2 separate regions of the Homo sapiens genome follow, and region 2 is linked to region 1. The links are chromatin contacts, found by Hi-C or POLR2A ChIA-PET in ENCODE. All regions are on one chromosome and are shown on one strand. Each heading gives the region's core, a stretch centred on a gene start or an enhancer-like site at or near the end of the contact. The rest is flanking DNA. Distances are from core to core; before and after follow the strand shown.

The links. Hi-C counts contacts between places; a loop is a spot of excess contacts on that map. ChIA-PET counts read pairs that join two places held with the same protein, here RNA polymerase II (POLR2A). Pooled maps may share reads with other maps.
Region 2: a pooled map shows a loop between it and region 1 (13-fold over the local background). The contact joins the promoter of DTYMK here to the enhancer-like site in region 1. A Hi-C loop is called at or near these places in 7 of 50 pooled maps. POLR2A ChIA-PET finds 5 or more read pairs at or near these places in 3 of 52 experiments (HepG2, PC-9 and activated naive CD4-positive, alpha-beta T cell).

What each region holds. Positions count from the first base shown.
Region 1 is chr2:241,215,478-241,220,151 of GRCh38, reverse strand. ANO7 (anoctamin 7) reads right to left here. Exons shown (of 25, transcript NM_001370694.2): 19 at 3,914-4,059; 20 at 2,261-2,466; 21 at 1,771-1,913. Among named protein-coding and RNA genes, the nearest start is that of ANO7, 29 kb to the right of the region's middle. RefSeq lists enhancers at 1,116-1,215, 3,323-3,854 and a silencer at 2,559-2,688. Within about 2 kb of position 2,456, at least 31 of the 41 ENCODE cell types and tissues checked have a DNase peak (open chromatin) inside an H3K27ac peak, as active enhancers do.
Region 2 is chr2:241,684,589-241,689,262 of GRCh38, reverse strand. DTYMK (deoxythymidylate kinase) reads left to right here and starts at 2,448. Exons shown (of 5, transcript NM_012145.4): 1 at 2,448-2,609; 2 at 3,386-3,494. The coding sequence starts at 2,480. It also overlaps a transcript of ING5 not described here. RefSeq lists silencers at 1,959-2,488, 2,239-2,501, 2,549-2,858.

The sequences.
Region 1 (4,674 bases), core at 1,207-3,706:
GAAAAAAAAGACTCGGAGAAGGCAATACATAAGAAATTACTGTAACCACAGAAGTTAACAAAATACACAAATAAATTTGATGAACAGATGACTGAAAATGTTTTTTCATGTGTGTTTTTAACAGTAAAACTAAAACTCCATGTAACAATAATAAGATGGAGAGATTGCTGCTTACTAGGTGGTAAGGCATGTGAAGATCCTAGTCATACACAGAGAGAGGAAACAAAACTGAGTTCATTCAGGCTTTGTTAGGATAATATATAGTTTAGAACGTGTGCTAGCCGGGTGTGGTGGCTTGTGCCTGTAATCCCAGTGCTTTGGGAGGCCAGGGCATTGCTTGAGGCCAGGAGTTTGAGACTAGCCTGAGTAACATAACATAGTAAGACCCCATCTCTTTAAAGAAAAAAAAAAAAAAAAAAAGCCAGGCCTGGTGGCACACGCCTGTAGTTCTGGCTTCTCGGGAAGCTGAGGTGGGAGGATTGCTTGAGCCCAGGAAGTCTAGGGTGCAGTGAGCTATAATTGTGGCAGTGCATTCTAGAATGGGATACAGAGCAAGACCCAGTCTCTAAAAAAAAAGAAAAAAGAAAAGAATGTATGCTAAACATATGAGTAACCCCTAAAATAATAGAAATATATGCCATCGGTTCCAAATAAGCAAAAGAATAATAATAAAAAAAACAACCAGAACACTTTTACCCATCCACCAGAAGTCAGGAGAGGAGGAATAAAAAAGATAAAGAATAAAAGGAAAAAGTAAGTATCCATTATGAAGAGATCACAAGTATGAATTCGTACACAACTAAAAAGCTCAAAATACATAGAGCAAAAGCAAAACCTGAGAGAGACCGATATGAAAAGACTGATAACCCTATGGTTTCGTAATTTTACTGCTGAGATTTGCTCCAACATTAGGAGACTATGATGCTTTTCAAGTTTATTGAAACACATGCAAAACTTCATTGTAACCAGATCACAAAGGAAGTCTCCACAACTGCGGGTGAAGTACATCTACCTGCTCTGCAGGTTCTATTATGGTATGAGGCCACCACTTCTCCTGTTGTCCTTCCCAGTTTCTCCCCAACCTCCCCTTTTCCCTAGTTTATAAGACAGGAGAAAAGGAAGAAAGCAAAAAGCTGGAAAGAAACAGAAGATAAATAGCTAGATGACCTTGGCGCCACCACCTGGCCCTGGCGGTTAAAATAACAATAATATTAACCCCTGACCAAAACTACTGGTGTTATGTGTGAATTCCAGACGCTGTATGAGAAAGCACCGTAAAACTTTTTGTACCGTTAGCTGATGTATGTAGCCCACAGTCACGTTCCTCACGCTTACTTGATCTATTATGACTCTTTCACGTAGACCCTTAGAGTTGTAAGCCCTTCAAAGGGCTAAGAATTTCTTTTTCGGCGAGCTCCGCTCTGAAGACACGAGTCTGCCGACGCCCCCGGCCGAATAAAAAAACCTCTTCCTTCTTTAATCCGGTGTCTGAGGAGTTCTGTCTGCGACTCGTCCTGCTACACTATGACCAACTAGCAATTCACCTAGAATCCACGATTTGCCCTCCAGCCCCGCAAAGCTCCGTCCCTTACCGCGGGGAACCTCCCCCCAGCCCCTGCCCACGGCGCCCCCAGCTCCCCCCCTCCCCCGGCCTTGCCCGGCGGCGCCCGCCCCTCCCGGCTCCCCACCGCCGCACCCCCACCCCACCCGAGCCCCGCTCCGCCTCGTCCTCGTGCGCCCGCGGCCCCCTCCACCTGGCGCGGGGCTCACCTGCACGTGCGGTTGTGCGCGGCGGCGAAGGAGGACGGGGCTCGCGCCAGCGTGAAGTTGAGGAAGCCGCGCAGGTCGTGGGCGCGGGTCCACCGGTAGTAGGCGCGCGGCAGGAAGTCGGACGAGAAGGCCAGGAGGAAGGCCTGGGCGCCGGAGGGGTCAGCGCGAGGCGGCCCCCGCTCCGCCCCTGCGCGCCCCCGCTCCGCCCCTGCGCGCCCCCGCTGCCCCCCCGCCCCGCCCCTGCGCGCCCCCGCTCCGCCCCTGCGCGCCCCCGCTGCCCCCCCCGCCCCGCCCCTGCGCGCCCCCGCTGCCCCCCGCCCCTGCCCGCCCCCGCCGCCCCCCCGCCCCGCCCCTACGAGCCCCCGATGCCCCCAGCCCCGCCCCTGCGCGCCCCCGCTGCCCCCGGCCCGCCCCTGCGCGCCCCCGCTGCCCCCCCCGCCCCCGCCCCTGCGCGCCCCCGCCCCGCCCCGCGCTCCCGCCCGGGCCTCACGTTGCTGATGACCGCCAGGTGCGTGAGGCCCGCCAGGATGTGGAACCAGATGCCGATGTCCTGGGCGCGCTCGGCCACCGGGCGCCGGTACTCGCAGACGAACTTGCGCGCGTCCAAGCGGATCTCCACCCAGTTGTTGAGCAGGGCGAAGAGCGGCGCGAGCGGACAGGCGGCCACGAAGATGGTGACGAAGCCGAACTGCAGCACTGCGGGGAGGGGGTCACGGCCGGGCTCTCCGCCACCGTCCGCCCTCAGCCCTCGGAACGCGCCCCCCGCGGAGGACCGGCCAGTCCACGTGGTGCCGCCACCCCATCGCGGCTCATTCCGCCCCCACCTCCTGGTCTCCCTCGTCCTGGACCGCGCAGCGCCAGGGCCGCCTCTCCTGACCGGCCTCAGGCCGGCTGTCCTGCCCTGCGCTCCGTGCTTCTGGCTGGTCACGGGCCTTCTCCGGCTCGGTGAGCTCAGGAACTAACTCAGGGCAGGCGTTGGGGCAGAAACCTGCTCCTGATTTTACAACCAGCTTCTCCAGTCACCCCACAGGGGAGCTGTTAGGAGAGGGCTCTTTGGAAGGGGCTTCTGGGTCTTCGCCGAGAATTACTAGTGAGATCATTGGGGTCCAGGGTTCAGTGGAGGAGGGTCAGGGCGTCCACTCCTCGCCCTGGGAACTGGCCTGCTCCCTTTCCACAGATGCCGCGGCTACGCTGGGGAGCTCCGGGGCCTGCCGGCTCACATGCCCGCTTGCTAGGTTAAGAGCTGCCTGCCGGGCACAGTTTCTCACGCCTGTAATCCCCAGCACTTTGGGAGGCTGAGGCAGGTGGATCACCTGAGGTCAGGAGTTCGAGACCAGCCTGGCCAACACGGTGAAACTCCGCCTCTACTAAAAATACAAAATTAGCCGGGCGTGGTGGTGGGCGCCTGTAATCCCAGCTACTCGGGAGGCTGAGGCAGGAGAATTGCTTGAACCTGGGAGGTGGAGGTTGGAGTGAGCCGAGATGGCGCCACTGCACTCCAGCCTGGGCGACAGAGGGAGACTCCGTCTCAAAAAACAAAACAAAAACAAACAAACAAACTGCCTGATGATTCCTTCTCCCTTTTGTCAGCTCAGAGTCAGACCCTGCACTGCAGGGACGGCACAGGTGATACAGACCCACCCTCCAGAGTGCACCACCCGTGCAGGCAGTGAGCCCCTGGCACTGGCCACCACCTGGTAAGGTGACAGTGGTAGGTCTGCAAATAGCGTGGGCATTGAGATTTCTGGGAACATTGGCTCTCCAGGCCGCTGCCTCCCACTGTGGCTTCACCCTTGGAGGACTTCTGTCAGCCCCCAGGGCCTGCTCTCCTAATTCTTCCCTTGCTCTGGCCCATGCTTTCTAGGTCCAGGGACCCCAGGGGAGCTCTGCAACGGCCGCGGGGGCCTCCTCCCCGTGCCGGTGCCCCTCTGTCCTCAGCCAACCCTCTTGGGCACTCTCAGGGGAAAAGAATTCCTTTCTGGATTCTCCACAGGCCCGACCCTCTGTTCCCACCCCACCCCCACAGCACATTTCAGGGCAGATGCAGACACAGGAATGTCAGGCTGGGAGGCCCTTGAGCAGAGTGGCCACCCATCCCTGCCCACGGCGCCAGCCATTGCCGCAGCTGCTAACGGGCTCCTACCCATTTCCAGGTACTCGTCAAACAGACCCTCACAGGGCACAAGCTCATAGTCGTCCTCCCAGGGCCCCTGGCTAGCCCCTGCAGAAGCTCCCGCCTTCCTCTTCTTGGAGCGAAGCCGGAACTTCTGCCACCAGCCCTTTAGCTTCCTGGGGACGGGAATACAGGAAAATGGCCTTTGATCCAACATGGGTCTCAGTGGCTGCTATAGTCCTTGGGGGAGATGTGGCCGGGACAAGCCTGTTGCTTTGCAATTGAAGGGCAGCAGGGAGGGATGGGGTCTGGGGCTGAGGGGTGGACGCAGTGAGAGCCAACAGCTTTGCAGATCGGACTCAGTGAAAGCGTCTGTGTCTGTTGGTCAGATGTGGGAGGGCAGTCCACCCGCCCAGCCCCCCGCATTGTTCCTTAAGGCTTTAGGGGTAATGGGCTCCTCCCGGAATTGCAAAGCAGTGCCAAGAGCTCTGCCAAGGTTGGGAGGGAGTGGACGAGGACGACTGTGGTGTCCCAGGGAAAGCAGATGTGGAGGCCCACGTGTTGGGTTCGTCCTACACAGGGGCATGTGTGCATGTTGCCTTATCACACTGTCACTCATCCGTGCCCTGCTCCTGCCAGGCACAGAGCTCCACCCTGCACCTTATGGTCTTGTGGTTTCACAGCACCAATAGTTCCAAGAGGCAGGGCCATCTCTCGGGATGTGGCATGGCCACCATCTCCCAACTGCTATTCCTGGTGGCCCAGAAATGTCAGTGCTGATTTGGGAGCTG
Region 2 (4,674 bases), core at 1,199-3,698, 470 kb before region 1:
CAGGTGCCTGTAATCTCAGCTACTTGGGAGGTTGATGCAGGAGAATAGGTTGAACCCGGGAAGTGGAGGTTGCAGTGAGCCAAGATCATGCCATTGCACTCCACTCTGGGCCACAAGACAGAAACTCCGTCTCAAAAAAAAAATTAAATTAAAAAATAAATTGGCCGGGCGCAGTGGCTCACGCCTGTAATCTCAGCACTTTGGGAGGCTGAGATGGGCGGATCATGAGGTCAGGAGATCGAGACCATCCTGGCTAACACGGTGAAACCCCGTCTCTACTAAAAAATACAAAAAAAATTAGCCGGGCATGATGGTGGGCACCTGTAGTCCCAGCTAGTGGGGAGGCTGAGGCAGGAGAATGGGATGAACTCGGGAGGTGGAGCTTGCAGTGAGCCAAGATTGCGCCACTGCACTCCAGCCTGGGCAACAGAGCAAGACTCCATCTCAAAAAAATAAAATAAAAATACAAAAATTAGCCGGGCGTGGTGGTGGGCGCCTGTAATCCCAGCTACTCAGGAGGCTGAGGCAGGAGAATAGCTTGAACCCGGGAGGTGGAGGGTGCAGTGAGCTGAGATCGCGCCACTGCACTCCAGCCTGGGGGACAGAGCAGGACTCCGTCTCAAATAAAATAAAAGCAATAAAAGTAAATTAAAAAGGAAGAAAGGGCATAACTGGTAATAACAATATAACCCATATCCTTCCAGAACCCCAAACTGAATTGGGGAGGCTTCAGTCTGGAAAACATAAAGCTACTCTAGGTATGCAATGATAATATAATCGCGAGCTTACACAAATGCTGGGAGTAAAGTCCGGGAAATTGTTGCCAATGACCTCAGCCCAAAGCACTGAAGTGGGTGGTGGTCTCAAGAGCTCATGGGGAAAAAACCAATGCAAACTCAACACTTAGAAAGCTACCAGCAATTTCTTGGTCTACATCAGAGGCAGGTGGTTCTGAAAACAGAACAGCTTTGAATTTCATCTATATTTCTGGCTGAGGGTGCCTCCCAAGAATAATCGCCTCGAAAGGTAAGAGTGCCTCGTCTGGTAGACTGTAATCCAGGGCTACACAGATGATTCTGGGAAATGCAGTTCCTACCATTTCTTCTGCTAAGCAGAGAAAGTGATGTCTAGCTGACAACTGACAATATGGCACATATAGATAGTAGTATTTTAGATATCTAAAATAACAAAAAGTCTCACCTGAGAAATGTCCAGGCAGCCTGATATCCCTAAGATAACAGCAAACACTACTGAGCGCTTTCTAGATACCGGGGACACTTCGCGGGACTTTTTCCACCTCTCTATGGCAGAGACAGTTTTTCCTATTATCATCATGACCCACATTTCAGAGGAGTTGGAGGCATGGAAAGAGGAAACAACTTGCCCGTTCCCTCTCCGTGCTATAATTTGTATACATCATCTTTTAAAACGGACTTTTCGGCCAGGCGCGGTGGCTCACGCCTGTAATCCCAGCACTCTGGGAGGCCGAGGCGGGCAGATCACGAGGTCAGATCAAGACCATCCTGGCTAACACGGTGAAACCCCGTCTCTACTAAAAATACAAAAAATTAGCCGGGCGTCGTGGCGGCCGCCTGCAGTCCCAGCTACTCGGGAGGCTGAGGCAGGAGAATCGCTTGAACCCGGGAGGCGGAGGTTGCAGTGAGCAGAGATCGCGCCACCGCACTCCAGCCTGGGTGACAGAGCGAGACTCTGTCTCAAACAAACAAAAACAACAAAAACACACACACGGACTTTCCAGAGCCCTGCAGTTTTGCGCTTCAGGGACAACAGTGAACATTTATCGATCCCATGGTTCTCCTACAATTGCCACGTGGCCAGCGTCTACACAGCCCCCCATCCTGCCCCTGCTGTCAAACACAGCGTTTCCAGAACGCAGTCGTGCTGGGCTCCAGGTGAGCTTTGGGAGGAGCCCCGGCTGAGCCCCTGCACTGGGCCCCGCGCTTCGGGAAGCATCTCGCTCGTTCGTCTCGCGCGCCGCGTGACCGGAGCCCTCACGCTGGCAGCGGGCACCGCAGGGCCCTGAGAGTCGGGCCCGCTGCGCGCAGCCAGGGGCCAACGAGAGCCGACGCTGGGCGGGCAGCGTCCGGGAGCCCCTCCGACCCTGCGCTCCCCTCGTCCGCGCCCTGACCCCGCGTCTCCGGCCGTCCAGCCCGCGCCGCGTCACCTCCCCTCCCGGAGCGAAGGGCCCTGCTCGCCCGAGGACGGAGGCCCGCACGGGACACGGGGCCCCAGTTTCCGCCCCGGAAGCCCAGGACACGGCTCCAGTGGCGGCGCGGCCCAGGGCGCAGGCGCGGGTGTCGGTCCCACCGCGCGTCGTCCTCGCCCCGGCCCCGGCCAATCCCTTCGAATTTGGCCGAGGCCGGGAAATACTAGCTAATCACGGCGCGCGCTGTTGACGCCGGCCAATGGGAGCTCCGGAAGGCTGCGTGGAGACGCCAGCGGCGGGCGGTGGACAGTCATGGCGGCCCGGCGCGGGGCTCTCATAGTGCTGGAGGGCGTGGACCGCGCCGGGAAGAGCACGCAGAGCCGCAAGCTGGTGGAAGCGCTGTGCGCCGCGGGCCACCGCGCCGAACTGCTCCGGTTCCCGGGTGGGTGCGCGCGGCGGGGGGTGCGCCGCGGCCTTCGGTGCCTCTGCCTTCCCAGGGGCTCTTTGCTCCGCTTCGTTGTCTGCGGCTGGCGTGCTGTGAACTGTGCGGTTTTTATTTTGAAAGACGGGCTTTCCCTGTGTCGCCCAGGCTGGAGTGCAGTGGCGCCATCTCGGCCCACGGCAGCCTGGACCTCCCGGGCTCAAGCGATCCTCCCGCCTCAGCCTCCCGGGTAGCCGGGAACATAGGCGCGCGCCACCGCGCCCGGTCCACGCTGCGTGTCTTTAAGTGCGGGGTATGGTGATGACTGACGTGTAAACCCGCGCGAAACCGTGGTGTCTCCCCCAAAAGTCTCCTCCAGCTCTTTTGTAATCCATGTCTCGTTTTTGTGGGTTTTTCTGGTGTTGTGTTTTGTTTGATGGCTGTTCGCGCTTTCAGGGGTTTTATAGCATATATTTAAAAGTTTTCAAGTGAAGCATTGACCTTAATCTTTGGCCACCCAGTCCACAAATTTTATAAATGCTTTCTTTGAAGTCTCTACTTTCTACCCGAGTTCTTTTTTCCTAAAGCATTTTTCATCCCAGCTTGTTTGCAGATTGCTGTTATTGCTCAGAGAAATTCCTTTGGCTTCCGCAGAAGATCCAAGCCTGTCTAGAGATTTAGTAAAGTAAAATTCAACGTGAGACTTGAGTCCGGGAGAAATTCAGTCCAAACTATATTGTAATATAGAGGGAAAGCCTGATCTCACTTGCATTTTGTGTGTTTCTCTTTTTTTCTAGAAAGATCAACTGAAATCGGCAAACTTCTGAGTTCCTACTTGCAAAAGAAAAGTGACGTGGAGGATCACTCGGTGCACCTGCTTTTTTCTGCAAATCGCTGGGAACAAGTGTAAAAACCATTGCACACTGCTCCCTCTGCCCTTGCCACTTTCCTTCCTCCTGAGATTCAGTGAACGCAGCACTCGATTCTGAATGACAGTGACAGTAGTGCTGGGCCTGATGTTCTTCTGTTTAGCAGTCCTGTGGGCAGAGGTGGTGAAGCGCCCTAGTTCCCAAAGGGCGCTAATGAATGCTGTTTCGTCCTCCTGCTCCCCACACCCCATAACTAATAGACTTCAGTTTTTCGGGTTTTTTTAGACGGAGTTCCGCTCTGTCGCCAGGCAGAGGTGTGATCTCGGCTCACTGCAACCTCCGCCTCCCAGGTTCAAGCGATTCTCCTGCGTCAGCCTCCCGAGTAGCTGGGACTACAGGCGCGCCCCAGCATGCTCAGCTAATTTTTGCAATTTTAATTTACTTTATTTTTAAATTTAATTTTTGTATTTTTAGTAGAGACAGGGTTTCACCATGTTGGCCAGGATGGTCTCTCTTGACCTTGTGATCCACTCGCCTCGGCCTCCCAAAGTTCTGGGATTACGCAGGTGTGAGCCACCGTACCTGGCCCTTTTTTTTTTATTTTTAAGACAAGGTATTGCTCTGTGGCCCAGGCTGGAGTGCAGTGGCACCCGATCATGGCTCACTGCAGCCTCAACTTCCTAGGCTCAAGCAGTCCTCCCACCTCAGCATCCTGAGTAGCTTAGGGCCATAGGGGCATGCTACCAAGCCCGGCTAATTTTTTTTTTTTTTTTTAATGTAGAGTCAAGGTCTCACCATATCACGCCCAGGCTGGTCTCAAACCCCTGGCCTCATAGACTTAATGTTTTAAAGATAGCTTTAGGTATATAGAAAAACTGATCAAAAAGTAGAGTATGTAGAGCGCTCCCTACATACTACCCCTGCCTTCCCCCCTTCCCCATTATTTATGTGCTGTGTTATGTTACATTTGTTAAAATTGATAACCAATATTGATACATTAGTAACTGAGTTTATATGAACTCTCCTACCACCTTTTTTTGTTTTACATCATTGTAGTAGGTTTCCTCTTCATTCAACACTTAATGTTGATGTGTGTTCTTTCAATGTTTTTATTTACATTTATATACATATGTAGAAACTACTATAGTTAGAATTTTGTTTTTTAACATAAATGAGGTCATACCATACAAATTATTTGGCAGCTTTCTTTCTAACTC